Linked DNA regions of Homo sapiens: region 2 is linked to region 1. A link is an interaction called in ENCODE POLR2A ChIA-PET data of the cell type or tissue named here. Cell type or tissue: Panc1. All regions are shown on one strand. Links, peaks and the distances in the headings refer to the core of each region. The heading gives the core; the rest is flanking DNA. Region 1 overlaps ZNF281 (zinc finger protein 281). Region 2 has its middle 58 kb from the start of LINC00862.

What was found. Peaks named below come from ENCODE experiments on the same cell type or tissue, not always from the same donor. Only the 100,000 strongest peaks of a DNase experiment are listed, where the experiment ranks them.
Region 2: POLR2A ChIA-PET joins it to region 1 with 10 read pairs; 12 of 35 experiments call an interaction of 5 or more read pairs at or near these places.

What each region holds. Positions count from the first base shown.
Region 1 is chr1:200,392,663-200,404,989 of GRCh38, reverse strand. It overlaps ZNF281 (zinc finger protein 281), which reads left to right. Exons shown (of 2, transcript NM_001281293.2): 2 at 1-39. Among named protein-coding and RNA genes, the nearest start is that of ZNF281, 11 kb to the left of the region's middle. In Panc1, for the core only: no CTCF peak of the experiment used is centred there; no DNase peak of the experiment used is centred there; H3K27ac peaks cover 2,180 bases.
Region 2 is chr1:200,309,435-200,321,761 of GRCh38, reverse strand. No RefSeq gene overlaps it. Among named protein-coding and RNA genes, the nearest start is that of LINC00862, 58 kb to the left of the region's middle. In Panc1, for the core only: no CTCF peak of the experiment used is centred there; no DNase peak of the experiment used is centred there.

The DNA of each region.
Region 1 (12,327 bases), core at 2,702-10,701:
GCTCTAGTTTACTACCAATAAAAGTCCTGTTAATCACAAGATTGAAGAAAGGAGATATTACTTAATATCCAGTAACGTTTTTCAGAATTTTCTATTAACATTTTCTAAAATATTCACATCCGTGGTATAACCTGCAGTTTAGAGGCTTGTATTTTAATTGTATTTTTTTAACTTAGGTATTTTGTGTTTCTAGGTTTATTTTAGTTGAAAATGGACTCAAGGCCGGGAGTGGTGGCTCACGCCTGTAATCCTAGCACTTCGGGAGGCCAAGGCGGGTGGATTGCCTGAGCTCAGGAGCTCGAGACCAGTCTGGGTAACACAGTGAAACCCCGTCTCTACTAAAATACAAAAAATCAGCTGGGTGGGGCGGCGTGTGCCTGTAGTCCCAGCTACTCAGGAGGCTGAGGCAGGATAATTGCTTGAACCCAGAAGGTGGGGAGGTTGCAGTGAGCCAAGATTGTGCCACTGCACTCCAGCCTGGGCGACAGAGCAAGACTCCGTTTCAAAAAAAAAAAAAAGGATTCAAATTTATATAATACTAAATTTTTGTTCTTCCATATTGCTATGCACCTAAAACATATTCAATGTTCATAAAATATTCAGTTTTATGACATTATGAAAACATTCAACATTTTATGAACATTGAATACTTTATGAACGTTGAATATGTTTTAGGTGCATAATATGGAAGAATAGAAATTTAATATTATATAAATCAATGTTTTCTTGAAATTGGGTTAGCCATCCTAATATTACTCCAGAGAAATTATTTATTGAGGCTTTATTTTAAATCAGATTCCAATATCTTCTGGTTTTAGGTGCATCCTTTTTTGCCTCAAAAATGTTGTAATATCCTGTGGCACCAGTTTTGGGAAAAAAAACTTTTTACTTAAAAAGTTGTAATAAAGTGACAGTATGATTTAGATTACAACAGTCTTGAGCATTTTAGTTAGGATGAAGGTATTATTAAATCAGCAATGTTTTAAAATGTTGAGAGTATAAGTATTAGAAGGAAAGAGCTAAACCTATAAATAATGGAGATGCAGAAACTGAAAATTAGTAAATATGTAATATATTAGTAAACTTATAAGTATGAAGGGAAAAAGTAGATCATAAGACATTTGTGTTTTGAAATTTAGTGGCTACAGTGTTGAGGAATTGGGAATAAATATATTAAAGGGTAGAATAGGTCTTTGAGGCTTTGTTTTCTTTTTAGTATATGATAGTATTACAGGAAATCATAAAGATATTAAGTATAAGCATGGATTTCTCTGTAGAGATTATCTGTACTGGCGAGTCTGTGATTAGGAAATGTCAGTTTTTGTTTGTTTTGCCCAAGTGTATTTCCTAGATTTGGTCTTTTTCTTGAACAAGAGTGCTAAGCAGAATCTCTGATTCTATATTGAAATCCAATTTTTGATTTCTTTGCACAGGTGACTTATTCTCTATTCTAGATTAGCCCTAACAGATTGATTTTTTTTTTTAACCCATCCACCTGCCTTTATTTCTTCTGTGGAATGTCTGTCTCTGAATATGATCATTTTAAAATTAAGGTTTTTTTTTACTTTTAAGAAGTTAAGGTATGAAGTAGGAAACAATGCTTTTGGATTTCTGTTGTGCTACTGGAAATTCAGAATAAGGACTACCATAATTTAGCAATTGCTGGTCAGTATTTTTGAGGTAATTTAAAAATGGGAACAGTGGAAAAACATCTATAATTTTTAGCATGTTTTTAAAAAGTTGCAAACTGATACAAATATTTCTACTTTAGTTTTCCGTATTATGCTCATCAGATGAGAGAGGCAAAAGTTTGTATTCATTCCTGTCATCTGGCATTTTGTAATTACTTGCCATTAGTAGCATTTAAGCCTGAACTGGGTGACAGTTTGAGCAATATGGCTTCATGAGGTCACATGGAATTTTTACCTTCCAAATTCATAGGCTCTTGTTAAGCAGAAGAACTTCCCTCACCAAAAATAGTTTCTGAACTTCTACTTTTAGGGTAAAACATACCTGAAGACTATCATTTTCTGAGTTTTATGGTCTTTGTGTTTTCTATGATACATACTGATAGGATTTCATTTTTAAAATGTGATGCAAGACTCCTTTGTTAGTGCTATGATAGGATCCATGCATCATGTTGCGTGAGGTTATGATGGTAATGTTCCATGAATATTTTGTTATGGGATCCCTCCTGGTATTTAAGAAGAGGGATCTGTGGTGGTTTACCAATCTGCTTGTACCCTCCATGAAATGATAAACAGTTACTGATAGTGAGGGAAAATATTGTATTCTCGTTATTTTTTTATATCCTTGGTAACATTTAAAATGAACATTAGGATGAACACAGCATCTTAGAATTCTGTTATCTTATGCTTGACTGTATTTGAGTGTGACTAATTTAAATAGACTATATTTAAATTCTTTATGAATCTTTGGCTTACTTATACAAGTCCAGCGTAACATTTTTTTTGGGTCACAGACTCTGGGCACCCGATATAAATTGATGGCCCCCCGCCCCCTGTACGTTAGCAGAGATATATCAACAAATGAAAATGTGCAAGCCAGTCTACATGCTCACAAGACCTCCTCCAACTTTCAAATAAATTCTTAGTTATGGACCCTAGGTTAAGAATTTAGAAGACATCCTAAATATTGAAATTTTATTGTATAGATAAGTAGGAAGTTAAAACCTAAGAAAATCATCAAATATTAGGGGTGCTTCTGAATTGATTTATCTGCAGTTTAACTACTTAGCATTTATGGAAGGCAGTTTACAAAAAGCCATAGAGGTTTATGATAAGCTGGTCAAGTAATTAGTTGAATAGATTTTATAATTCTTTGCACTTCTCATCTGATAATAACTACCGTATAGGTAGTAGACTTGACAGTAGTTCAGTATTTTCTGTTAACAGAGTTGTGTTTATAACAATTACAGTCAACTACTGTGGTTCTTCAGTTGCACAGAGTAGCTTTTGGCAAAAGTGAAAAAACCTACAACCAACCTACATCTTTTTACCTAGGAGGAATAATATTGAGTTCTTAATAACAGACTATACTTCATTATAGCCTGTGTGTGTGACTAGCTAGGTTGAAATGTACTGTGCATGATAAGCCTTGTAAAGCAAGTTATATGTTGAAATTAGTATCTTTGGAAGTGTAGATAGATAGCTGGAGAAAAATGTAATGATTTGGAGCTTGTACTCCAGAGGGGAAAATGTATTTCCCGTGTTTATAGAGAATAGAAGAATAATGGGCAGGGGTTGAATGTAAAGGGAATTAAGGGATATCTTAGAATGGAGAAGAAAAGGAATAGATTTTGAAGGAAAATAGCATACACATTCCGTACTCAGTCACATTTGGAAAATAGGGAATATAAAATTTACTCCAATATTAACTGTTAAAAGGGTAAAGAGGATCTTTAGTTGGAAAACTGTTCTGATTTTGTTGTTCTTTCAGTTCAGACTTATTTCAGTACTTTGGTTTGTTATGAACTTTAGAACTATTGTGGAGCAATTAATAAATAACTCTTAACAGACAACTGTGGTGAATTTCTGTTTACATGTCCAGTCTAGGAAAAAGATGGCTAATCTTTGTGTTTATGTATTAAATCTTTTCTTTGGTAACTCATAAAATCACACAGTTTCCATCGGTTGTTAAGAATTTTAAATAACTTTTTTCTTACTAAAACAATTGGCAGTCAAAATTGTTATATGTGATCAAATGGATATGAACAGAATTTAGGAATTAAGACCAAAGCTCTGAATCCACATTCTTTACCCACCAAAAAATAAATGTACAAATACAGTGTACAAAGGCATGTTGTGTTACGACAAAGGAAAAGTGTGAGTGGTTATAAAAAGTTGGAAACCCTTAATTATTTTTTTGTTTTGCTTTGAAAAATGTTTGCAATTTTAACTTGTGACTAGTTCATTTCTTTATTCTACGTTAGATAAGAATCTTATAAGCATTATCTATTGGAAAGTTAAAGTTTTAAATGGGAGCTAAAGTTTTAAATACTGAGTTTTGGAATAAATACAGTTTTTAAAGTCGAAGTGACATTTTTTAGATTAATTTCTAAAGAGTGGATTGCAAAATTGAATGACAAGATCAGCAGTGTAACTATTTTATGTTTGTGCATAAACTAAGCTCTTCCTACGAGGAAGCCAAGTGCAAACATTTGAAAGAGAGTTCCTTCTTTTTGGAGGATAATGAGAACTGTAAATGGGTATCATTGTGGGTCTCCATGAATAGACAACCCATGACCTTCATCAGTTTAGTGGTGGAACTGGAAAGAGCTTTTCTAAGACTTGCAGTTTTTTACTTTGTGGTCCAAAACAGTAAAAGTGCCTAGTATAGGTTAGAAAGCTGACTGAAATGAGACCTGAAGTTTTCATCTTGCAAGTGGGTAAGGTATAGGGATAAAAATTGTGAAAATATTTGCATTTAATAGACCCAATATGTAAATTTTCTTTTTAAAAATTTATTATTATTTTTATACCCCAGGCCATGGCAGATTTATTCTTTTTTTCTTTTTCTTTTTTCTAATATGTACATTTTATTCAGTCAAGCACATTAGAAAACTGAGCAAGATTTCGTAGCACTGCATAAATGCATTAAATCACTTTAAAACTTGATCTTGTACTGCTTTCACTTTTGTTGTAAGTAGCCTTACAATGAGCAAATTAAAATTGTGTTACTATAATATGTTAAGGATTATGTTGTTTGTAAGGTAAATTACTGAGGAATTTTATTCCTTTGGATTTGGGGGGACAGCTGTAGAAGGTCCAAATGTTTAATTTCTTTTTTATGATGTCCACTAAGATATCATACACATTTCTATACTCAGTCACATTTGGAGTAGTTTGCTGTGTATTTCTTTTTATGAGTGTTTATGTTGGTAATTTGATCTCTTAAAGGTTTAGTTTAGAAAGTTTGCAAGGGTAATTAGAAACTATTACACTAACTTTTAAAATTGCCTCTTGTTTTTAGTAAGTAAAAAATTAGGTTATGACAACACTTAACATAGATTGTCTAGGTTTAGTTGAAAAAGTATAAAAAAAAACCTATGATTGTTGAACATGCCGTAAAAAACAAAATATTAAAACTTGTGACAGATTTGTCTTTGGAAGGGAAGGAATGACTGTTGTGTAAGGACAAAGTGAAAAAGGTTCTAAGGAGATTAATATTAATGGGAATGTTTACCGTGGCCATATACTTAAAGACCTTAAACATTTGAATTAGATTTGGAAGACTGGTACCAATGGCCAACTGATAATGGGTTCCTATGGGGTACTGCCGGTGAGTTATAGGAATGTATATGAAGGCAAAACTAAAATGTGATTTGGGAAGATTTTCCAGAGTGGCCTGATAGAAAGAATAGAACATTACAGTTTTTCATTTTGTTCACTTTGATTTTATTAAACCTCTAAAACAAATTGATATTTGAGAAGGAGAGACAAGGGTATGTAAAGGATATAATGATATTTTTCCTAATAATGCTAGTGTACGTGTCCTATAGAAAGGAGAAGAGGTAGTATTTAGGAAAAGATGAGAGAAAAAGGAGTGTCTTGCTTAGTAGCTTTTTTATGATAACATTGAAAGTTTCTCTCTTGAAACTTGAAATTTTGAAGTACTGTAATTCAGTATGGGTGAGTATCTTAATTTGGAAAAAAACCACTAAGCTGACTTGTAATACAAAGTAAATGGTAACATTTTCATTCATAGCTAAATATTAAGTAGCAGAAAAGAATTGTCATGGAAATCATTTTTTGCTTTTAAACTTTCAATTCATCTATATATGTAAATAAAGTCTTAATGCAAGCAAAATTTTACAGAAATAGTTATGTAATTATGAAGTAATTTCAGGACTTCCCATGACATTTAATGATGGAAACTATTTTTCTGATTTCCAAACCAAAACTAACATGCATCTTATAATTTAATAAGAAATGATCACCCGATTATATTCAGTCATATACTCACCTGAACCAATACTCCATCTGGAACTAGAATACAAAAATACTTTGAATGGTCTGAAAGTACTATTTGTTAAAAATGTTCAGTACTGAAATATCAGTTGGAATTTTGCCAGGTGAATGTGAGAGCAGAAATTCAATATATGTATAGAATTGCCTTTCATAAGGCAGTTATTTTGTTTATAAGCCATGTATAGTTATTTAGATGATCAAGTTTATCTGTACTAAACTTGATCATCTAAATAACTGCATGGCTGATCAAGTTTAATACAGATAAACTTTATCATCTAAATAACTGCATGGCTTATAAAGTATACATGTATTTGTGTTTTAATAAAATGTTCAGAACACAAATTACTGGTGGCTGAATATATAAAATACACTTTGAGAGGAATACTAGCAAGAGCAGATGGTGGGGACATTGCTTTGCAATAAATAAGATTAATGTGTTTAGAGCTATTAAGATTGTGAAGAGAAAGGCAAGAAGTTTAGCCTATCAATAGGAAGCACACCAGTGCCTGAACCTGACTTGAGTTTTGAAAAAGCTCATTTCTTAAAAACATTCTTAGAAAATTGGGCTTCACGGAATAGATATGTTTGGAAATCTTGGTTCACATATGTATAAGGAATATCCAGTTTCTCCCTGTTTTCAAGAATAGCCACTTCACATCTTTTAGGTGGCTCTCAAATGTCGGACAGGAGCAGTTGTTAGGGTTTTTCAAATGTAAGTCAGAACTGTTGTTTGGAGAAAACTGAATTTTTTCATTTCGTAAGATTATAATTTCTAGAAATATCTATTAAAAGGTGGAAATTACATTAAAGATAGTAAGTATATTGTGAGTATGTGAAATGAATTTTAGAAATGATCACCTCTGTATTATTTTAATAGAGTGGAACAAAAATGTTTTAAATGGTTCTTACTTTGGAAATGGATATCTTAAAAATTCTGATATTGCCACCATTTGTTCTACAAAACTGAAGCATATTAAGAGCTGGAGTTTATAAATAAATCTGTTTTAATCATATTTTCTTTTATAAATACAGCATCACTTGATTTTAAATTAGGGATGAAAAAGATGTTTAGATAATTTTACAGTTTTACTTTACAGATTTGATTTACAATTGTCTTTTGTAATAAAAGTGGGTTTCTTTTTTTTTTTTTTTTTCTGAGATGGAGCCTTGCTCATTGCCCAGGTTGGAGTGCAGTGGCATGATCTCCACTTGCTGCAACCTCTGCCTCCCAGGTTCAAGCAATTCTTCTGCCTCAGCCTCCTGAGTAGCTGGGATTACGGGCGCCGGCTACCACACCTGACTAATTTTTGTATTTTTTTAGTAGAGATGGGGTTTCACCATGTTGGCCAGGCTGGTCTTGAACTCACCTCAGGTGATCTGCCCACCTTGGCCTCCCAAAATGCTGGGATTACAGGCGTGAGCCACCGCACCCGGCCTGTCCTTTTTTTTTTTTTTTTTTTTAAGTGGAGGTGGGGTTTTTCTGTGTTGGCCAGGCTGGTCTCGAACTCCTGACCTCAAGTGACCCTCCCGCCTCGGCCTCCCAAAGTGCTGGGATTCAAGAGTGAGCCACCGTGCCTGGCCAAGAATTGCCTTTTGTAATAAAAATAAATTAAGCATTTTACTGTTACCAGAGGTAAGTAAACATAATTTATAACTTGGAAATGAATGACGTTCAGGGCTCTTCTTGATTTTAGTCCCAATTACATTATTATCCAAATTGAAACTTGATGGACAGCTGCCTGGTCTTGCACTTACTTGGAATGTATTCTCTCTTCCATTTAGCTACTTTCAATCTTATGATTTTCAACTGCTCCTAATCTACCAGCTATCAAATTCAGAAGTTATGTATGTGTTACATTAAGTATTAAGTGTTGTTGAAGCAGAATGACTGTGGAAAAGAAAACATTTCATAATCTATTGAAATCTGATACATTAGTCATTAGTATATTGTATTTATTATATGGCCATTAGAGATAAAGCTAAATATATATATTTTGATATTATTTCAGTATATCACCTCCAAAACAAAGCTAAAATATACATAGATGACTGTTACATTATGAAAAAGGTGCTATGTGAATATAAGATTGTTTAGTACTGGGACTTTCAGATTCGTCGTTCCATAAAGTATTCCTTGGATCTTATCAGCCTTAGAAGCTGAAAGAAAAGCAATACAGAGAGATGGCATGCACTTTTCATTAACAAACAATTCATCTCATTAGTCCTCTGCTGCTCTGATTTGCATCTCAGTGCAAAGTTGTTTAGGTCCTACCTGAATGCCCTCTTTGGTTGTCTAGGGCCTGGCTATGAAAGTGGACCAGCATCACTTAGGAGTATGTTAAATATGCAGTCTCAGCCTCACCCTAGGTCTTCTGAATGAGAACCTTCATTTTAGCAAGATGCCCCGGATACATTAGAATTTGAGAAGCACTGTGTTAAAACTCTTTCACTTATGCTCCAACACTCTCCTTGGCCTTCCTTTCTCCTCTCTCATCAAAATCCATTCACTTCCCATAGGACCCTAATTCAAAATTCACTGGTTTAGTTTTATAAAAACTAATCCACTGAGCAAATACCTGGGTGCCCATTATGTGCCAGCATTAGTCTAGGTAATAAAGGTGAAAAGAACAAAATGGAATGTCCTTAAATTCTAATGGAGGAGCTGAGTGAACAAATACATCATATAATGTGGGTCAGGGTTAAATGCTAGGCAGAAAAAGGGACCAGAAAATGATAGCGAGATGTGTGCTTATTCAGATAGGGAAGTCCTGGAAGGGGTAACATTAGAGCAAAGACACAAAGGACATAGGAAAGTGAATCTGGGGGAGGAGATTTTAGGGTGCTGATATCCAACCATGAGTATTTTAAAAAAATTATTATCATTACATTTTTTTTTTTTTTTTGAGATGGAGTCTTTCTCTGTCACCCAGGCTGGAGTGCAGTGCAGTGGCACAATCTAGGCTCACTACAACCTGCGCCTCCCAGGTTCAAGCGATTCTCATGCCTCAGCCTCCAGAGTAGCTGGGATTACAGGTGTGTGCCACCACGGCCAGCTAATTTTTGTATTTTTAGTAGAGACGGGGTTTCATCATGTTGGCCAGTCTGGTCTCAAAACTCCTGACCTAAGGTGATCTGCCAGCCTCAGCCTCCCAAAGTGCTGGGATTATAGGTGTGAGCCACTGTGTCTGGCCTATAATTACTGTTGTATGTCATAGTTCACAAGTCCCTTGCGTGCTATAAATGAGAGTATTTTCATGTCACTGGTGAAGAACAGGCTCAGGAAGGGAAGAGATCTGCTCTTGCCTAACATACCACCGGTAAAATTGGTGAAACCCCTTAGTGATTTCAAATCTTGTGGGTTTTTTTTTTTTTTAAACTACTACTGCATTATGCCTTCTTTATTCAGAAGTCTTGAGGCCTTACAGAAAGAACCATGTAGAAAGTTTTATAGTTAGACCTAATTTAAAATCTTGGCTTTGGCATTGAATAGAAGTAAAATTACTTCATTTTCCTGAAGCTGAACTTCCTCATCTGTAAAGTAGTGCTTGTAAGCACCCATCACATGGAGCAAGGGCTCATAACAGATCAGTATTTAACCTTTCCAGGGAATGCATGCGCACTTTAACAAGGGTCTTGTACGGGTAAAGACACCACACGAGTAACTAAATCAGTGGTTCTCAGCTGGGAGCAGTTTTGCTCCCAGGGTACATTGAGCAGTATCTGGAGACATTTTTGTTGTCACAACTTGGAACCAGACTGTGTGCTACTGGCATCTAATGGGGAGAGACCAAGGATGTTGCTAGCCATGCCACAATGCCCAGAACAGCCCCTCATCACAAAGAATTATGCAGCTTATCAGGTTTTAAGGAGCCCCAGCCCTCCTACCCTCCTGGGCCTGACCAGCTATACTGCTCCGTCTCCCCCAGCCACACACCCCATCAAGTGTACTGCACAAGGACCCCCACCCAGGGGCCCTGCACCGTGAAATGAGGTGAAATACCAACTGTGGACCAAACGCAATAAAACCTCTGTTTTTAGGAACAAACAAAGAACTATGCAGCCTAGAATGTCAGTAATGCCGAGGTAGGGAAACTCTGCTTTAAAAGATATGCCACTATTGAAATAGTTGGGGGACACATAGAGGTCTCACTTTTGGAATATTTAGGTAACCTGACCAGTCACTCTAAGAAATAAATACAAGGCTAGGTGTGATTAAAGATGGGCAATTTTTAGTGAGAAGCTTTTTTAAAAAAACTTACTGTGCCTATCTGATTCAATTATTTAAGCTTGCTGGATTCCCACTTTTATTTTTTATTCTTTTATCTGACAAGTACATTAATTTAAGGAATTTACTACTGCTTCTTAAATTCTAAGTTAAAATTCACTAATGGAGGCCGGGCGTGGTGGCTCACGCCTGTAATCCCAGCACTTTGGGAGGCCGAGGCAGGTGGATCACATGGTCAGGAGTTCAAGAGCAGCCTGGCTAAGATGGTGAAACCTGTCTCTACTAAAAAAAATACAAAAATTAGCCGGGCGTGGTGGTGGGCGCCTGTAATCCCAGCTACTCGGGAGGCTGAGGCAGGGAATTGCCCGAACCTGGGAGGCGGAGGTTGCAGTGAGCTGATATCGTGCCACTGCACTCCAACCTGGGCGACAGAGAGAGACTCCGTCTCAAAAAAAAAAAAAAATTCACTAATGGAGTGTTAGAAGCATCAGTAGGTTTTACTCAAATCTCTAATAAACCTGGTATATACTGGATAATTTCTGGCTTAATTATGACGACAGATTTAGGATTACTATGTGGTATTTAGGGTTTGAGATCCGCCTAATTTCCTTCATGAGGACAAATCTATTTGCAGTTAACTAAAACTCCTTAGTTATGTTAATTTCATATTTATAGTTAACATTTAAAAATTAAATTAGTCATGCAGCCAGATGTGGCACACACCTGTAGTCTCAGCTACTCTGGAGGCTGAGATGGGAACATTCCTTGAGTCCAGGAGCTTGAGGCACTATAATTGCACCTGTATGAATAGCCACTGTACTCCAACCTGGGCAACATAGTGAGACCCCATTTCTAAATAAATAATAGTCAAGGTAGGGGTATCTAATCATCAAATCCCTCTTTTGTTCCAGTATTCTTTTTTTTTTTTTTTTTTTTTTTTTTTTGAGACGGAGTCTCTGTCACCCAGGCTGGAATGCAGTGACATGATCTTGACACATTGTAACTTCCACCTCCCAGGTTCAAGCGATTCTCCCACCTCAGCCTTCCAGGTAGATGGGATTACAGATGTGCACCACCACACATGGCTAATTTTTATATTTTTAGTAGAGACAGTGTTCCACCATGTTGACCAGGCTGGTCTCGAACTCTGGGCCTCAAGTGATCCTCCTGCCTCAGCCTCCCAAAGTGCTGGGATTACAGACGTGAGACACTGCACTCTCTTTTCTTTAAAACAGAAATCTCGGCCAGGCGCACACCTGTAATCCCAGCACTTTGGGAGGCCAAGGTGGGTGGATCATCCAAGGTCAGGAGTTCAAGACCAGCCTGGCCAACATGATGGAACCCTGCCTCTATAAAAAATGCAAAAATTAGCTGGGCATGGTGGCAGGCACCTGTAGTCCTAGCTACTCAGGAGGCTGAGGCGGGAGAATCGCTTGAACCTGGCAGGCAGAGGTTGCAGTGAGCCGAGATTGCGCCCCTGCACTACAGCCTGGGTGACAGAACCAGACTCTGTTTCAAAAAAAAAAAAAAAATCTCAGCCATGTGCCATGGCTCACGCCTGTAATCCTAGCACTTTGGGAGGCTGAGGCGGGTGGATCTCTTGAGCCCAGGAGTTCGAGACTAGCCTGGGCAACCTGGCAAAACCCCGTCTCCACAAAAAATACAAAAATTAACCAGGTGTGGTGGTGCGCGCCTGTGGTCCCAGCTACTCCAGAGGCAGAGGTGGGAGGATCGCTTGAGCCTGGGAGGCAGAGGTTGCAGTTAGCTGAGATTGCGTCACTGCACTCCAGCCTGGGGGACAAAGTGAGACCCTGTCTTGAAAGAAAAAGAAATCTCCCTGACTTCCTGAAAGACAGATCTTATTTTGTATTCATTATCTGAGTAACATCTTTATGTGGCATACAAGTGTGGCAGAGTGAATGAGTAACAATTACTGCTTCACATCAGTAGGAACTACTGGTAAAGGCGGAGGAGGGAGGAGCCCTGTTCCATTGTTAAAAGTGGTTTATATGTAAGTTGAAACTCTAGTCCATTGATTGGAATGCTGGGTTTTGGAGCTGCATAAACAGAGCCCCCTGATTGTTGTATGCCCTATAATATGGGAATGAATGT
Region 2 (12,327 bases), core at 1,513-9,512, 82 kb after region 1:
CCAGCTACTTGGGAGGCTGAGGTGGGAAGATTCATTGAGCTTGGGAGGTCAAGGCTGCAGTGAGCCATAATCGTGCCACTGCACTCCAGCCTGGGCGACAGAGTGGGACCCTGTTTCAAATAAATAAAATTAATGTATTAGCTAATTTCATACAATGGACTAGATATTTCCATCATAAATGGAGGAAACTGAGGCTCAGGGATTCCATAATTTGCCTTGTTGGCTGGTGAGAGGTACACTAGAATTTATGTTCCCATAAGCCTGGCTGCATTTGATGGCTCTTCCACCACCCCAGGCTGCTTTGTCTGAACCGCTCCTGTATCCCCAGAGCCTAGAACGCTGCCTACCACTCAGGCGCCCACCAAGTATGTGTTGGCTGACTGCATGAATGCTTCCTGTCTCTTCTCACCATGACGGTTCTTTTGTTCAGTGTGTTGGGCATTTGAGTATCTGGCCCGCAGTGTCGGACACTGCACTCATTAGTATGCTGCTTCTTCTCTTTAAGCCTTTGTTTGTGTGTTGCCAATCCCCTGGCTAGACGGGGAATTCTCGGGCCAGGATTGCCTTGTATTCACTAATGCAGGGGACTAAGCTCCAGCATGTTGGAGCCCAGAAAGCACTTTCCAGAAAAAGATTCTTTAGAACATCCAAGGATGGAGTATCCTGACTTTTTTTTTCTTTTAAACATTCAGATATCAAATGCACACTTGGCTAGCTAATCTGTCTTAACTAGGATCAAATGTATGAAACTGTCTTCACACTGGCAGCTGAGCCAAAAACGAATATTTGGCATGCTTAAAACAACCGTTGCCTGCTTTTGTTTTTGAAGGCTGTATATTTCAGCAGAAAGAGAGCTGGACTTGGGGCATGAGTCACTTAACTTCTTGGGCTCTCCTTCCTTCCTTCCTTCCTTCCTTCTTTATTTATTTATTTATTTATTTATTTATTTATTTATTTATTTATTTATTTATTGAGACAGAGTTTTGCTCTTGTTGCCCAGGCTGGTGTACAATGGCGTGATCTCGGCTTGCTGCGACCTCTGCCTCCTGGGTTCAAGCGATTCTCCTACCTCAGCCTTCCAAGTAGCTGGAATTACAGGCATGCACCACCATGCTTGTCTAATTTTGTATTTTTAGTAGAGACGGGATTTCTCTATGTTTGTCAGGCTGGTCTCGAACTCCTGACCTCAGGTGATCTGCCTGCCTCGGCCTCCCAAAGTGCTGGGATTACAGGCGTGAGCCACCATGCCTGGACTTCCTTCCTCATTTATAAAGCCAGGGTGATAATGTATGCTCCAGTAACCCAAAGCTTGGTGAGGTCAGAAGATACAGACTATTTTAAAGGCATTTTTGTAGTGTACCATTAAATTAAAAAGGATCATCTATAGAGCTTATTGGTGGTGAGATTATGGGTGATTTTTTCTTCTCAGTTTAGCCTATATGTATTTCCTAATTTTGATATTATGAACTTTTTTCCCACTTTGCTTGAGTTACTAAAAGTCATTTAAGATTCCCGGTAGAAAGACTGTGGGCTGGGTGCAGTGGCTCATCCCTGTAATCCCAAGGCTTTGGGAGGCTGAAGCAGGAGGATCACTTGAAGCCAGGAGCTATGTTCCTTGGGCAACATAGCAAGATTCCATCTCTACAAAAAATAAAAATTAAATTAGCCAGGCATGTTGGCACACGCCTATAGTTCTAGCTACTTGGGAGGGTGAGATGGGAGGATTGCTTGAGCCCATGAATTCGAGGTTGCAGGGAGCTATAATTGCACCATGCACTCCAGCCTAGGTGACAGAGCAAGACCCTGTCTCTAAAATAAAATAAAATAAAAAAAGAAAAGGTTGTGACTTACGCTTTGATATTTTAGTTGACATTTCAGGGTCATTTTGGCAAATATCTGATATTGTACAATTGATATATCTAAGTGACAGTGTAATTAATATGAGAGAATGATTACTGCTGATTTTTAGGGACTGTAGTTTACCTGTTACAGTCTGATAAGGAGGTTTGGTTTCTCCTCCAGCCTAGCTTCTGGTATGCAGCTGGGGGTAGAACAGGCCTGGACAGTTTTGCCCGTGAAAAACTAAGGTCCTTGTGATTCTACCCCTCTCCAGACTCTTGTTAGTATCAAGAGAGATAATCAAAATTAAACACAACTGTAAGTTCACTTTTAAGCATGGATAAATGCTACACAGGACTACAACAAATTCAAGAGTAGGAAGATGTGATCTGTGACCTTTAATGTTTTTAGGGAGTTTCTCAGGTTCTCCTCAGTTTGGCCTGTCCCAGTTTATGCTTTTTCTTCCAAAGGTGGGGCTTTTAAAATTACTGAGGAATAACACCTACTCATTGTTCTTTCTGGTGATTATTCAGAGTCACACGTTCAAGTATCACACTGACACTGCCTTTTATGATGGCTTGGCTGCTTTGTTTGACTTCTGTGGACCTGAATCATCCTAGCAGTTGAGACTGAAAAGTGCAAGTCTCAGCTGAGGTCCCAGCTTCAGTGGAGGTTTCTTCTGCCCACACCATATTTGTCACCAACTATTCCTATTTAATTCCATGGTCTTGGAATGTTTTTTCCCATATACACTTCTAGAGATAATTTTAAAGATTATGGGCAGCGGGCAAGTTGGCTCACACCTGTAATCCCAGCACTTTGGGATATCGAGGAGGGAGGATTTCTTGAGCCTAGGAGTTTGAGACTAGCCTGGGCAACATGGTGAAACCCCATCTCTATAAAAAGTTCAAAAAGTAGCTGGACGTGGTGGCACATGCTTGTAGTTCCAGCTACTCAGAAGGCTGAAGTGGGAGGATTGCTCGAGCCTAGGAGGTCAACAGTGTAGTAAGCTGTGTCCGTGCCACTGCTCTCCTGCCTGGGTGACAGAGAGAGACCCTGTCTCAAGAAAAATGTACTCTTTTGCACAAGTTTTAGTGTACATTTAACATTTTTCATAAATTTAAATATCAGATTTTGAAAATCGATAATAAATCTTTAATATCTTTTGTTTAAGGATTCTCAACCAGGAGTGATTTTGCTCCCCAGGAGACATTAGGCAAAGTCTTGTGGTCACAGCTGTGTGTGTGTGTGTGTGTGTGTGTGTGCGCATCTGCGTGCAGAGATCAAGGATACTGGTCAAGATCCTATAATGCACTAGACAGCAAACTATAACACAAATTATCCAGCCCCAAATGTCAACAGTGCTGAGGCTAAGAAACTGATTTAAATGTGTCCAGAGGAATATGAATATCATGGGATTTTGCACTTATCAGGGCCAATTTAAAAAATACATAACCTGGGGCCGGGCATGGTGGCTCAAGTCTGTCTTCCCAGAACTTTGGGAGGCTGAGGCGGGTGGATCACCTGAGGTTGGGAGTTTGAGACCAGCCTGACCAACATGGAGAAACCCCATCTCTATTAAAAATACAAAATTAACCGGGTGTGGTGGTGCATGCCTGTAATCCCAGCTATTCGGGAGGCTGAGGCAGAAGAATTGCTTGAACTTGGGAGGCCAAGGTTGCGGTGACCTGAGATCGTGCCATTGCACCTTAGCTGGGGCGATGAGGGCAAAACTGTCTCAAAAATAAATAAATAAATAAATAAATAAGAATAAAAATAAAAAAATAAAAAAATTACACGACTCTTCCATAGCATTGTTCCTTTTTTTCCTTGGAACTGTATTTCCATTCTCTTTCCCTCATAGAATTTTACCTTGATGAAATTCATCCTTATGCTTGAAAGCCCTTATTAACTACCACGTAATTCTCTGCTACAAAACTAGGTATATAAATTGAAATTTCTTTTCAAATATCCTATAAGGTTCTAAATGTTAACATTTTTCCTCTGTATTGAGGTAGCACTGGAAATTGATCAAAACACCATATATATATTACAACCTATTTGATACATTTGATAGATGAGTTTTAAACACAAAAATCTTTTGGTTGAAATGCATCTCTTAACGGGATGAATTGGGGAGGGAATTTCAGGGACCTGGTACATAGGCTTTGGGTGAAGTGGAGGTTTATATTTTCTCAGGTGGATCAATTTTAGAAAAAGATTTTGAAATGCATTTCCTTAAAACTATTTGTGCCCACGTACCCTCTGGAAAGTCTTCGTGTACCCACAGAGATACTCACATATCAGCCTGATTTGGCTCTCTTTGGTTTCTGAGTAACTTAGCAACGCTTTTCTTTTAATGATTCAGACAGTTTTGCATGCAGCTAATGCATGTTAAAGAAAGCTAAGCCAGTGTATATTATAAATACTTTATAAGTCAAGCAAGTAGAATTTCTCACAGGAGTCATAATTACAGTGGAGGCGGCATACCATTGTAGTGAGAGTTCTGGAGTCAGGCACAGTATTTGTTCCTGTTCTTCATCACTACTGGCTCTTTGACTTGGGGCAAATGATTACCTGCTCTGGTCTGTAGCTTTCTCACCTATGATAAACAGGGGTCAATAATAGATTCCTCAACTGGTTATTGTAAGATTCAAATGAGTCATGCATACAAAGCACTTAGTACAGTGAGTGCCCAACATATCCTAAGCACTCAATAAATACTAGCTGTTGTTATCTTTAGACATTATAGGGTTTATCTCAAGGGATGGGCACTAGAAAAGCAATGGAATAGGCATTTCAGTCCTTTTTCTTATATCATGGCTCTTTTTTGCACAATTTACTGTACCCAACTTCCCTGATGTTATGGACAGCAGTGGGTCTTTGATATTCCCATTGATCATGAGCTCTGGAAGCCCAAGGCTGTAAGGCTGCTGCAAGGCACCTGCTCCCAACAGCAATGTGCTCTCATTTTCTGGTCAGCCTCACAAGGACAAACGTAAACTCTTGAACACCTGGGAGAGTGAGCCTCTGAATGCCTGAAGTTATTTTTAATATTCTCAGAATGCTGTCTGGGAGTTGCATGATGTAGATGAACGGCACTCATTTGAGGTCTCCTATAGGGTCACTTGGACAAAACATGTAAAGGCATGACTTCAAGTAACTGGACCAAAGTACCTTAATCCTTGTATCGACAACCATCCTATTGGGTTACACAGTTTTAATCCCAGAGGAGTTGTCTCTTGACATTAAACTGTCCAAACAGTATTTATATCTGCGGCTGCCCTGCAAGATCACTTAACCCTGCACAGCCGTTTAAAAGTAGTTAATGACAGAACCGGCATGACTTGCCCCTTATGAATGATCACATAAGTTCGACCTGTGCTGTCATGGTTTATGGAGGAGGCAGTTTGTCCATAGCCTGCTTCAACCACAGCAGGTAATTTGAAATGAAATGAGACAGTTTCTACAAGCAGATTGATTTGGGAATCTTGCCTGTTCTTCCCTTTGACCCTTGACAAGTTGACACTACAAAGATTGTGACTTTAAAAAATGATTGGGTGCAAATACATTTAGGTAGATGATTTACTGTGTGCTGAAGCAAGGACAGTGCGTTTAGAGCGATGCTGTGAGGGAAGGTAATTGTAAACTTTAACAACTCATGTTTTATGTTTCTGTATCTTATTAATTATCCTACTAGGTGAATCCACTGATAATCCTTGATCAAGTAGTTTATATTCCTGGTAAGAGACCAGAGACCCAATTTCAGGATTAAGAGATATAGCATTTATGATAAACTTATTAAAAGTTACAGATTCAGTTAGTTATTTTGGCCGTAAATCACAGCTTGTATATAAGGATAAGAAGTCGCGATCTCTTTCATGGATTCTGTTCTTTTTCTTTTTCTTTTTCTTTTGGTTTTCCTAAATATAGTTGAACATATACAGGAGAAAAACATTGTGATTAAAAAGATAATCAGCTTGATTTTTGATAACCAAAGAGTTACCAGGGATATCTGAAAAAAAAAGAAATTCCCAACTATGAATTCACACATGTTATTTTCTAATTTAGATTTTCACACCAAATAATATGTAATAAGTAAACACGTATTTTCCATATTATTTCTATTCTATTCTTCTGGTGCAGTTTTTCTTAGAAGTGAGGTTTTGTCATGAATTGGTGCTACCATAAGTAGAATTTTAAAATTGACTGTCTTCCAAAACAAAAATAAAAAAGACAGTAAGGTAATTTTTAAAAAACTGTTTCCTTAGTTCACAGTGATATAATATTTATGCTGAGATTGTTTTAAATGAACTCTGTGATAGAATTGTTGATTTATTAATATTTGGATTTGGGTTGATGTTCCTTTTACATTTGCTGTAGGAAATACCCACGACATGAGGTTTGTAAGCTTTTGTGTTTTTCTCTATTCTAACCACTCTGCTTGAAATATAATTTGAAGATGCTAGTAAAAAATATAACAAATTCCCTATTGGTCTCCGTTTAAATTATTTACTACCCTTTTGAGCCATATCTTCATTGAACTATGTTAAAAGTATTTTGCTGTAATGTTTCTTTATGTTGTCCATCGGGTTTAATAGACGTGCCATTTAATAAGCTCTCTACCTGTAAGGCTAGACTATTTGACCTCTATGCCCTGCCACTGGTAGACATAGTATAAGATTGCTTTGTGAAATAAAGCTGTCGGTAACATCACCAAAATAAAAAATGATCGTATTCCAATACTCTCTGCTGAGTACTATGACAGCACTGAAATATGGAATAAAATTGAAAGTAGATTAGTTTTGGGTTTTAAGTCATGTTTTGACAAGAAATAAGAGAGGAGAACATATCTTTGAACTTTTAGTTTTAAAGTTTTTTAATGAAAATATTTATCATTTTGTAAGGTTCCTTCTTTCTTTATCACATCTAGGCTGTATAACCTTAAAACAATTCGTTCTCTTATTGTGAGGGATATAAATACTCTTCTATCTTTATATTAAATATCATAAAGGAGACACGCACAGTGAGAGACGGCTTGACACTTACAAGTTAAAAATTGTCACACTAATAAAAAAGCTTATTGAAGAGGTTGGAAAATCAGTCATTAATAAGCTATATATTTTTAGGGTATGTAAAGCATGTAAATACTGTAGACAAGCAGGCTGCTTTTGCTGTATTTTTTGCTCACTTTTTGGAATGGTTTGAATCTGAAGAGGAAGAATAAATATGTCAGAGTGGAGAAAGCCTTGCTGGTGATTGCTTTCAACCTAAAGGAATTTGAAAATTGCTGCGACGTGCAGATTGTGAAATTATTTCTTTTGCCTCTGTGGTTACATATTAATCAGCTGAAATCATGACAAATAAATGGCATTGATGGCCCACAGGGAGTGTGGGTTGAGTACAGTAACCCTTCCCTCCAGGAGTTTGCAAACATCCTATGTCACCAAATGGGAGATTGTGGAGCTCTTAAAAATGCAGTGCCTTCTTCCCTTCATTGCATATGCGGAGTGATTACACAGGGGGCAGGTTAAACCACACTCCTTGTTCATCTCAGAATGAACTTTTCTTTCTTCATATTCTTTCCCTTTAAAACACAGGATACAAATTCTCTGCACAGGTCACTGGGCTGCCCTTGCTTTCTCCAGTGTGTTCAGGGGCCCTCAGCCCATAGGGGCAAAGCTCACTGACGGGAGCCTTCTAACCCTGGTGTCATTTTAAAAAATTGAAATTGACCCCCCACCCCGCTCTCCACCAATAAATGTGAATTACATGATAGCATGGGGCTATAACTTTGGTCAGACCCTTATGAAATGCTGTTTTTAGTCATGAAAAGAGCCATTGTCTTAATCTTAAATTTTTCATATTAAGAAATTTAAAAAATAAATGGAAAAAAGCAAAGGTTGTATTGGCTAAAGTTTCTGGAAAAAAATTTTCTTACAAGATTTCAAACAATCTCTCCTATGATATTTTAAAATGTACAAAGGGAAAAAAATTAAAAATTAGAGGAATATTAAATATAGCTATGTTTCTTAGCTGAAGTGTATACCAAAAGTGTGATGGAGGTCCTGTAATATCACCCCTTAATTTGTTCCGTTACATGGTTTTAACCTTGACTTTGCTAAATAATCTCTTTAAACAGGACAATGAATTACTGTGGTCATTAGGTTGGTGTCATTTGTCATGATCGGTGTAGGCTTGACTCCTGAATATAGAAGGTTGTTAAATAACTATATAATTATCAATGATCCAGGCCAAATTTACATGTGTGTTTTATTCATGTTTTTTTTTTTTTTTTGGTCAAGTGTCAAGCTCCAGGAAGGGCCCTGAACATCTCGAGAGGGTGAAAGAGTGTGCTACAGACTTTTAGAGGACTGGGGGTGGCCATGTCCTAAGAAACACGTTCTTGGCCAGTGGAGATTTCTGAGAAGAGATCAAGGCTAGGCAAGGAAGGGAGTGTGCATAAGGGTAGGGAAAGGTAGCAGAATTGGAGGTGAGATAAAATTTTGGCATTTGAGAAGAGAAGAGAGAAGGGAAGTATTGGTAGAAAATTAACAGTAATTATAACACAGGGAAGGGACTTGGAAGGCATTCCATTTTGAAGTAGGTGAGGGGATAGAGTTTTCACAGTGGCATTCTGTATGTCAGCCTGGGGTTCAAGAACCAGGTCTGCCAGATCATAGCTGTGATACTTTTGGCAAACCTTCTTAGTGTCAGAGTTTTAATTTGTAAAATGGAGATAAAACTGAGGTGGCTTCCCTGGAAGTGAATTCAATAAACTACTTGAAAGTGCCTAGCATGGTTGCCAACACACAGCAACTATCCAATCAGTACTGGTGGCCTTTTCTCCCCTCTTCATTCTGAAATGAGGATGTCAACCTCTTCCTTCTTTCAGATTTTATGAACCTGAAGATGTCCATTCTATTCTTGTGAAAGGGAGTATTCTAGAAGTTTTTTTCACCTTCACTAAACCAAAAATTCTTATTCTAGTTTCAATTACTCCAGTTATTTGGTTTAAGAAATCCAGACTAGAACCTAGTGTCAATGAATTTTAGAGATAATTTGCATTGTGGTTTTGTAATTAACATTGATTAATATTACAAGAGAATATGGGAGATGAGATGAATAAGTTTCTCACTTGGGCTCTTGTTTATTTATTCATTTATCTATTTGTTTATGCATTTGGTCATTCTCGAAAGATTCAATTTGATAGAAAAAGAAGGTTTCCTGAAGCAATATGTTGCAATAAGATCTTTGCTCTCAAGTAATTTAAAATCTAGTAAAGAAGAAAAAGATGCCTACAAAAAGTTTAAGCCTGGTGGCAAAGGAAAAAGAATATGGTCAGGAGGGTTATGCAGAAACATTGAAGTGACCATTGAGAAGTTGCCATCTTTGAGACGCAGGATGGAGGTGAGCGTTCTGTGATAGGAATGAGGACCAGGAGAGCTGTGAAGGATGTTCCAATTATTGTGGGGAGCACTGTCCTGAGAGGCACCCTCCAGGGCAAGAGTGCCAATACATCATGCCAGCAACAGATGGAGTTACAGGGTGCATGGGGTTAATCTCAGCCATAGCCTGTGGGATGTTTGCCGTGCTGTGACTTACTTTTGAGGTGTCATTTGGACGTTACTAACCTCATGATGATCTCTAAGTGCAGAAACAGGGAGAGGGTTAAAAGTTCTAGTAAGAGAAGGCAGATGACACCAGTGAAAATAAAAGTAGCGTATTTTTCTAAAACGATGAACAAGGACATACGCCACACATGGTTAAGGGATGAGTCCTCACTTGGGCCGTAAGCTCAATGCAGCACAAGGTTCAGGATACGAACTCAAGAGATTTAACATCACCATTATTTTAGAAGCCTTTAATTTCTTTCCCTTTCTTCTTTTCTTTTTCTTTTTTTTCAGGGTCTCACTCTGTTGCCCAGATTGGAGTGCAGTGTTGCGATCTCAGCTTACCGCAATCTCCACCTCCCAGGCTCAAGCGATTCTCCTGCCTCAGCCTCCCAAGTAGCTAGGATTACGGTGCACGCCACCATGCCTGGCTAGTTTTTGTATTTTTAGTAGAGACGGGGTTTCACCATGTGAGCCAGGCTGGTCTCGACCTCTTGACCTCAGGTGATACACCCGCTTTGGCCTCCCAAAGTCCTGGGATTACAGATGTGAGCCACCGTGCCCCGCCGAAGCCTTTAATTTCTTTGAGAATCTTCTTTATCACTGTTAAAGTCAGAGGACAATAATAATAATTGTAACACTACATATATGTGTTCACTGTGTGCCAGGCACTGTTTGATGTAATTTATATATATATAAACTCATTTAAACTTCATAACAACTCTATAAGGTAAGATATTATTACCCGTATTATAGATGAGAAAACTGAGGTGCAGAGAACTTGTGTAACATGCCTGTGGTCATCCAGTAAGTGAACTAAGATTCTAAATCAGGAAGTCTGTTGTAAGAGTCCATGATTCTTATGAAGCCTGGAATGAAGCATTGTTTTGTAATTTACTCATTTACTCATTCAACCAACCAACTAACCAACCAACACATTTATTGAGTTTGTACTACATGCTAGTTACTCAGCAAGACATCAGAGCAAGAGTGGGGACCAAAAGCAGATGCTACCTTCATGAAACTTATAGATAAATCAGAGAGATAGATATTATTCAAATAATAACGTCAGTAATGATAAAATTTCAATATGAGCAAGAGGTGCAAGGTGCTAAGAAAGCTCACAATAGAGAAATTGGGCCTAGTAAGAAAAAACTTCCTTGAGAAAATAGTATCTGAAGCTGGGATCTGAAAGATGAGTAAGAGTTAACCAACTAAATGGGAGCAGAATTTGTGCTTTACAGCCCTTGTGACAAGAGGGAGAGTTGAGGCTGAGGAACTGAAAGAAGGTCATTTTGATACTAGGAAGAGATGAATGCTACACGAAGTCAAACCATGTAGGAAGAGTTTGTGGGCTATGGAAAGGAATTTATTGTTTGTCTCAAGATCAATAGAAAGCAATTGAAATATTTTCGATGTGGGAAGGGTGGCATGGTTTGGGTTTCACATCACTCCTCTTGCTGCAACATGGAAAATGGATTTGAGATAGACCTGGGGTGGATGCAGAGAGCTGGGCTATGGGCCAACTGCATGAACTCTGGTGAGATATGATGGAGTTCAAACCAGAGGGTGACAGTGGAGGTGGGGAGAAATAGACAAATCCAAGAGATACGTGGCATGCAAAATCCACAAAGCTTGTTGATGGGTTAGATGTGGGGAGACGCAGATGGCCCCTGGGTTGGTTTCTGGGGCTGGATGATGGTGGTGCCATCTCCTGTGATGGGGACACTGGCAAAAGACCTTGGTGGTTTTTGTTCTGACTCTGGACAAGTAGAGTTTGGAGTTGTTTTTTTTTGAGATGGAGTCTTGCTCTGTCACCTAGGCTGGAGTGCAGTGGTGCGATCTCGGCTTGCTGCAAACTCCGCCCCCTGGGTTCAAGTGATTCTCCTTCTTAGGCTCCTGAGTAGCTGGGATTACAGGTGCCTGACACCACCCCTGGCTAATTTCTTTTTGCATTTTTAGTAGAGACGGGGTTTCACCATGTGGGTCAGGCTGGTCTCGATCTCCTGACCTCAGGTGATCCGTCTGTCTCGGCCTCCCAAAGTGCTGGGATTACAGGTGTGAGCCACCATGCCTGGCAATTTTTGTATTTTTAGTAGAGATAGGGTTTCGTCATATTGGCCAGGCTGGACTCAAACTCCTGACCTCAGGTGATCTGCCCACCTTGGCCTCCCAAAGTGCTGGGATTACAGGCGTGAGACACCGTGCCTGGCCCCATCTCAGTCTCTTGAGTAACCAGGACTATAGGTGTGTGTTACCATGCCTAGTGAATTTTTGTAGAGAACAGGGTCTCGCCATGTTGCTGAGGCTGGCCTCAAGTGATCCTACCGCCTCGGCCTCCCAAAGTGCTGGGATCACGGGTGTGAGCTACCACGCCCGGCCCATTTTATTACTTGTATAGTACCACTTTGTGTTTATGAACAAATGCATTTAAAATCATCTTTTGGAACAAACTGTGTCACTAAAGAAACGGCTACTCTACTGTGAGTATAACTGCTTCTAAAATACCGATTTATAGACAGACTTGAATAAGCCATCATTCATTCTTTGTATGATTAATTTATAAAATGCAGAGTTTCTATTAATGGAAAAGCAAACTCAAGCATCACGTGGATAATATCAATAATATGCATTTGTAATTACGTACTGTAGATAACTCTAGAAGCTACATTTTATTATGTTAATAAAACGTAAAAACTCCTGAAGCAACCCAGACTGGGCAGCAGCAACACTATTAGGGCTCGCTGCTTCATCAGTTAGGAGTCTGTTCAATTGTTCTTAGCTGGTAGTAACACTCACAGGGCACTGAGAAACCTTTTTTCTCCCATAAAATAATGATGATCTACTTTCCAAGATAAAATATTGCATGTTGATG